Linked DNA regions of Homo sapiens: region 2 is linked to region 1. Evidence: chromatin loops called from intact Hi-C (ENCODE). Cell type or tissue: gastrocnemius medialis. All regions are shown on one strand. Each heading gives the region's core, and the rest is flanking DNA. Links, peaks and the distances in the headings are about the cores only.

Evidence for each region. A loop is a pair of places that touch in the nucleus more often than their neighbours do. Peaks named below come from ENCODE experiments on the same cell type or tissue, not always from the same donor. Only the 100,000 strongest peaks of a DNase experiment are listed, where the experiment ranks them.
Region 2: it touches region 1 in a loop (2.3-fold over the local background); 4 of 110 quality-filtered maps call a loop at or near these places.

Annotation. Positions count from the first base shown.
Region 1 is chr1:31,953,396-31,956,300 of GRCh38, reverse strand. No RefSeq gene overlaps it. Among named protein-coding and RNA genes, the nearest start is that of PTP4A2, 16 kb to the right of the region's middle. RefSeq lists enhancers at 1-280, 1-475, 1-482, 483-1,259, 1,409-1,478 and 1 more. In gastrocnemius medialis, for the core only: no CTCF peak of the experiment used is centred there; a DNase peak (open chromatin) is centred at 1,470; H3K27ac peaks cover 2,355 bases.
Region 2 is chr1:31,639,565-31,642,469 of GRCh38, reverse strand. The region is part of intron 1 of PEF1 (penta-EF-hand domain containing 1); the gene reads left to right. Among named protein-coding and RNA genes, the nearest start is that of PEF1-AS1, 3.1 kb to the left of the region's middle. In gastrocnemius medialis, for the core only: a CTCF peak has its summit at 1,470; a DNase peak (open chromatin) is centred at 2,659; H3K4me3 peaks cover 1,816 bases; H3K27ac peaks cover 2,500 bases.

The sequences.
Region 1 (2,905 bases), core at 255-2,754:
CTGGGAAGATGCTGTCTTGTTTGTGAACCTGAAGTGAAAGCTCACCAGAGGGGCCAGCAGAGGGAACTGCCCTGCGAGAAGGCCCCAGCTTTGCGGCTGGGTTTTCCCCACTCTGCATCTAGTTTCCTTGATCCACTGATTATCTTGGGCTGGTTTTGCTGAATGACTCAGGAGCTTGAGCAAGCTTTGCTACTCAGTTTCACAGCTCTGGGGGAGGGGAAGTTGGATTCCTTTCTGATAGCTGGGAAACAGTCATTAGATATTGAAGGAAGAAGGACAATTGGGCCCCAGCTTCAGAGAGAGAGAGAAAAAAATGGCTCTCCAAGCCTTTATTTATTTATTTATTTATTTATTTATTTATGAGATGGAGTTTCGCTCTTGTTGCCCAGGCTGGAGTACAATGGCGCAATCTCGGCTCACGGCAATCGCTGCCTCCTGGGTTCAAGCGATTCTCCTGCCTCAGCCTCCTAAATAGCTGGGATTACAGGCATGTGCCACCATACCTGGCTAATTTTGTATTTTTAGTAGAGACAGGGTTTCTCCATGTTGGTCAGGCTGGTCTCGAACTCTTGACCTCAGGCGATCTGCCCACCTCGGCCTCCCAAAGTGCTGGGATTACAGGCATGAGCCACCATGCCCGGCTCCTTTATTCTTAATAAAAATAACAATATCTAACAGTTATTGAGTGCTTTTACCATTGCCAGGCAATGTTCTATGGGCCTCCCGGCTTTATCTCTGGGGTTGACTACTTGTTATTATCCTTGTTTGACGTAGGGAGTTGAGAGTTAGGTGAAATGACTTGCCTGGGGTATCCAGCCAGTCACTGGAAGAGCTAAGACTTGACTGCCAAAAGCCCATGTCCTTAACCACTGTGCAACACCGCACCTCTTAGGACCTCTCTAGGTGACCCAGTAAGGCCTGTGGGATTGAGGAGGGGCCTCCCAAATGAAGATCCTGGGCAAATGGCTGGAAAACAAAATCCTTAAAAAGAAGCTTCTCCCCTGCTAGGATTTCTGCTGAGAAGGAAGGGACAAGATCCCCTGAGCTTGTTCTGAGGCTCCTTATCACCTGAGACCCCCTTCTGTGATTCCTTTCCCCCACTTCAGCTTAGATAAAGGGCCTATTCACAGCCTCCCTGAGCTGTGTCTGGAAGCTGGCCCTGGCAGCAGCTAGTGGTTTGTCCCCTGTCCTGGCTCCTTCCTCCCTGCCTGCCTCCCCTGCCTCTGATTTGACACCTGGTATCTCTTTCCCGTGTCCCTGAGCTCAGGGCATGTGAGGCCCAGGCAGGCACAGTATCACTTTCTTCCTGAACTGTCCCTGAAGCAGGGATAATTTTGTATGCTGTCTGCCCCCTACTCTGTTGTCAGTGCACACTTCCAAGGGTTCCTGTGGAATCCAGGCTCCCGTAAACACCCAAAGAGGAGGAAGTGAGCCAAGCACTAAGCCTGTGATTGCATCAGGACTGACGCACTCTCTGCCTTTTCCCCTACCTCGGTCTCCAGGGGAGCCACGTGGGCAGGCCACTGGGTCAGGCCCAAGCCCTCTCCGCTTCATTTGGCTGAGGGGAAAAGGGGGATGCTATGGAAGGAACACAGACCTCCAGCAGCACCTCCTTGGCCTGGAAGGGAAGTAGCCAACACATTTGAAAGCTGAAGAGAAGGCAAAGGTGGGGTGGCCTGAGGAAAGGGTCTGAAAAGGCTGGGAAGTAAAGTTTTTGGTGTGTCAACTAAGTGCCAGGTTCTCTATACATGTAACACTATTAACAATAGGTCGGGTACAGTGGCTAACATCTGTAATTCCAGCACTTAGGGAGGCAGAGGTGGGAGGATGGCTTGAGGCCAGGAGTTTGACACCAGCCTGGAAAGAAAAAAAGAGAGAAATTTTTAAAAATAATAATAACAATAATAATATCTGACTATGAGGCTCTCGATCAGGAATTCCATTTCTATACTTAAAAGCAACTACCATAGGGGCCAGGCGTGGTGGCTCATGCCTGTAATCCCAGCACTTTAGGAGGTTGAGGTGAGTGGATCACCTGAGGTCAGGAGTTCGAGATCAGCCTGGCCAACATGGTGAAATCCCGTCTCTACTAAAAATACAAAAAATTAGCTGGGTGTGGTGGCACATGCCTGTAGTCCCAGCTACTCGGGAGGCTGAAGCATGAGAATTGCTTGAACCCGGAAGGCGGAGCTTGCAAAAGACCGGGCGCAGTGGCTCACACCTGTAATCCCAGCACTTTGGGAGGCTTAGGCGGGTGGATCACCTGAGGTCAGGAGTTCGAGACCAGCCTGGCCAACATAGTGAAACCCCGTCTCTACTAAAAATACAAAAAATTAGCCAGGCATTATAGTGGGCGCCTGTAATCCCAGCTGCTAGGGAGGCTAAGGCAGGAGAATCACTTGATCCTGGGAGGCACAGGTTGCAGTGAGTACAATGGTCATGCCATTGTACTCCAGCTTAGGCAACAAGAGTGAAACTCCAAAAACTCCATCTCAAAAGCAAACAAACAAAAAAGCAGCTACTGGCCGGGCTCAGTGGCTTACGCCTGTAATCCCAGCACTTTGGGAGGCTGAGGTGGGGAGATCCCCTGAGGTCAGGAGTTCAAGACCAGCCTGGCCAACATGATGAAACCCCGTCTCTACTAAAAATACAAAAATTAGCCGGACGCGGTGGCGCGCGCCTATAGTCCCAGCTACTGAGGATGCTAAGACTGGAGAATCACTTGAAACTGGGAAGTGGAGGTTGCAGTGAGCCGAGATCATGCCACTGCACTCCAGCCTGGGTGACAGAGTAAGACTCTGTCACACACACACACACACACACACACACAAAAGCAGCTATCATTTTATTGTATGCTGGTGCTATGCGGTTTACATACATATATTCTCTTATCTAAGTCTAGAAA
Region 2 (2,905 bases), core at 235-2,734, 310 kb after region 1:
CCAGTCCAGGGTACCCAAGCAGGGACTGGGTATTGGAGTAGTAAAATTCAAGCACCCTTTGGTCCTATGGGGGAACGAGCTTGGTGGATTTCAGTGCTTAAGAGCTTAGTTTTTGAGGCCAGAGAGAGTTGATTTCAAATCCCTGCTTTGTCACTCCCTTGCAGAAGTTTGTTGCAAAAGTCTGAGACTCAGTTTTCCCTTTTTTGAAAAAAATTTTTTATTTATTTGTTTATTTTTAAGACAGAGTCTTGCTCTGTCGCCCAGGCTGGAGTGCAATGGCACAATCTTGGCTCACTGCAACCTCCGTCTCCCGGGTTCAAGCAGTTCTCCTGCCTCAGCCTCCCAAGTAGCTGGAATTACAGGCGCACGCCACCACACCTGGCTAATTTTTTGTATTTTTAGTAGAGACGGGGTTTCGCCATGTTGGCCAGGCTGGTCTCAAACTCCTAACCTCAGGTGATCCACCTGCCTCAGCCTCCCACAGTGTTGGGATTACAGGCGTGAGCCACCACGCCTGGACTAGTTTTCCCTTCTTTAGAATGGGGTCATAATAGTATCTACCTCAGAATTACTCTAAAGATTAAATGAGAAAATCCACGTAAAGTGCTAGGTATGGTGTTGGGCATGTAGAATACTCCAAGTGGAGGAGTAATGCAGTTATGCAGATTGAAGAGGCAATGTGATAAGTATTCAATGGGAGTAAGTGTAAGGTACAGCACGGGAGAGTGAGATACCTAACTCAGTCTAGGGGTGCATTTTTAAAAGAGGTGATATTTAAGCCAACAACTGAATCACTGGTAGAAATTAGCTGAGTGAAGAAAGGAATGCTATTCCAGCAGAGGAAATAGCTGCACAAAGCCCATGAAGCAGGTAAGACAGCCTAGTATTTTGGAGGAACTTTAAGAAGTTCAGTGTAGTTGTAGTGATGTGGGGGAAAGGGGTAGGAAATAAGACTAGAAAGGTAAGCAAGGGCCAGATCCCAAAGGGCCTTGTATGCCTTTTTGGGGAGTGTGACTTCATCCTAAGAGTAGTGAGGGAGCCAGTGAAGTGTTTTGTCCCATTTGTGCTTTGGAGTGCTTACTGTGGGGTGCTGTGAGAATGGATTGAAGCAGGAGAGACAGGAGGCAGGGATACCGGTTTTGACGCTATTGAGGTAATCTAGGCTAAAGAGAACTGTGACCTGGTAGAGGAGATTTGAGAAGCACTTGGGAGGTAGATTTGAGAAAACTTGGCCTTAGGTTTGGATGATTAAGCAGAACGGAGCTCCATTCACTGAGATGAGAACACAGGGAGGCATGGGTTTGGAGGGAAGGTCCAGTAGGCTGCTGGATATGTGGGTCTGTAGCTCAGGAGTGATGAAGCTGGAAAGATTTGAAAGTGTGAGCACAGAGGTAATTGAAGTCTGGGGATGGTTCTTGGCTCATTGTTTATTGGTTGCGTGCTTCTCTCCTATTTCAAGTGGCTCTGCTGGTGAATGCTTGAACTGTTCCTCTTGTCTTCCTGTGATTGTTTAACCCCTTAGTTTGGGCTTCCCACCTCCTCCTGTGCACTTGAAGGGTAGCTCTGGGGTACAAACTTGTCTTTGCAATGCTCCCTCCTCCATTCGTCATCAGGGCTCAGCTTGGAACAGCCGTTGATACCTTTAAGCTTCACAGGGGTCTTGAGGTTAGAAGACTTGAGTCCTCAGAACTGGAAAGAAAAAAAAAATACCGGACTTTCTGAGGTGGTTATTTGGGAGGAGGTAAGCTCCCTACTGCTTGCGCAAGTGCAGGTAGAGATTCCAGGTGGTTCTGCAGAGATTCCATTATTAACTGAGAGGTTGAACTGAAGAGTCTTTGGGGTGTCTTCCAAAATGTGGCTTGGCTCTCAAAGTGACTCTAGGTGCTGGGACGAAAAAGAATGAGATTTTTCTAAGAGTCCCTGATTTCTGGGCTTGAAGGCTCTGAGAGATCACCCAATCCAGCCTTCCCCTCTACCTCTGTCCACAGTAGAAATTCATTATATTTGACAAAGACATTTAGCACAGTCCCTCACACAGACACATGCTAGGCACTCACTCATTTATTGAGTGAACAAACAGAAGGGGGTAGTGTAGAGTCATGCAGACCCTGACTTGAATCCCAACTTGCCCATTCTAGCTGCATGATCTCAGGCATGTTATTAAACTCTCTGCCCCTTAATTTTCTCATCTGCAAAATGGAGATGACACTGTTTACCTCACAGGACTGAGGATTAGTGAGAGCTGGTTGAACTGGAAGCACCTAGCAGAGCCTCAGTAAATGTTTGTTGCCCCCAGTCCCCCCAGGGCATCAGATGTAGCTTATTTGCAATCAGCCAGAGCCCTAGAGATAGTTTTTCTGTGTTGCTTCAGAAGCTGCAGTTACTGAACTCTTCCTGTCCTTCCCCTCCACCTGCCTTCACAATCCTGTTTATCAGTATGAAATAACTCTTGGAAAAACTCTAAAAAGGGCTGGGAGCATGGAGTAGTGTAAAAGAACGTGGAGTCAGGGATGCTGTTTTTCATTTCTGGTTCAGACCTTTGCTAACAACTCAGTGACACTGGGTGACCCTCTGTGAGGTGGGGACCACCTCATCTTCTTCCCCAAACTTCCTGTGCAGCCTGCATTCTGTCTCAGTTGGCTCCACCTCCTTCATCTTGTGCAAAAGCTAGAAACCCGAGTCATTCTGAACACTTTCCTCACTCCTCCTCCATCTCTTTCCTAATCTAATTAGTCACCAAGTCATGTCTGGTCTATCTCTGAAATAGCTTCAGAATCCATTCCGTTCTCTTCATCCCCAAGTGTGCTGTCTGGTTCATGCCCTGCCTGCCCAGCACCTGGGCTACTGCCTCCCTCACTGGCTCATCCTCCACACCGCCGCTGGTTACTTCTCTAAACAAGGTTCT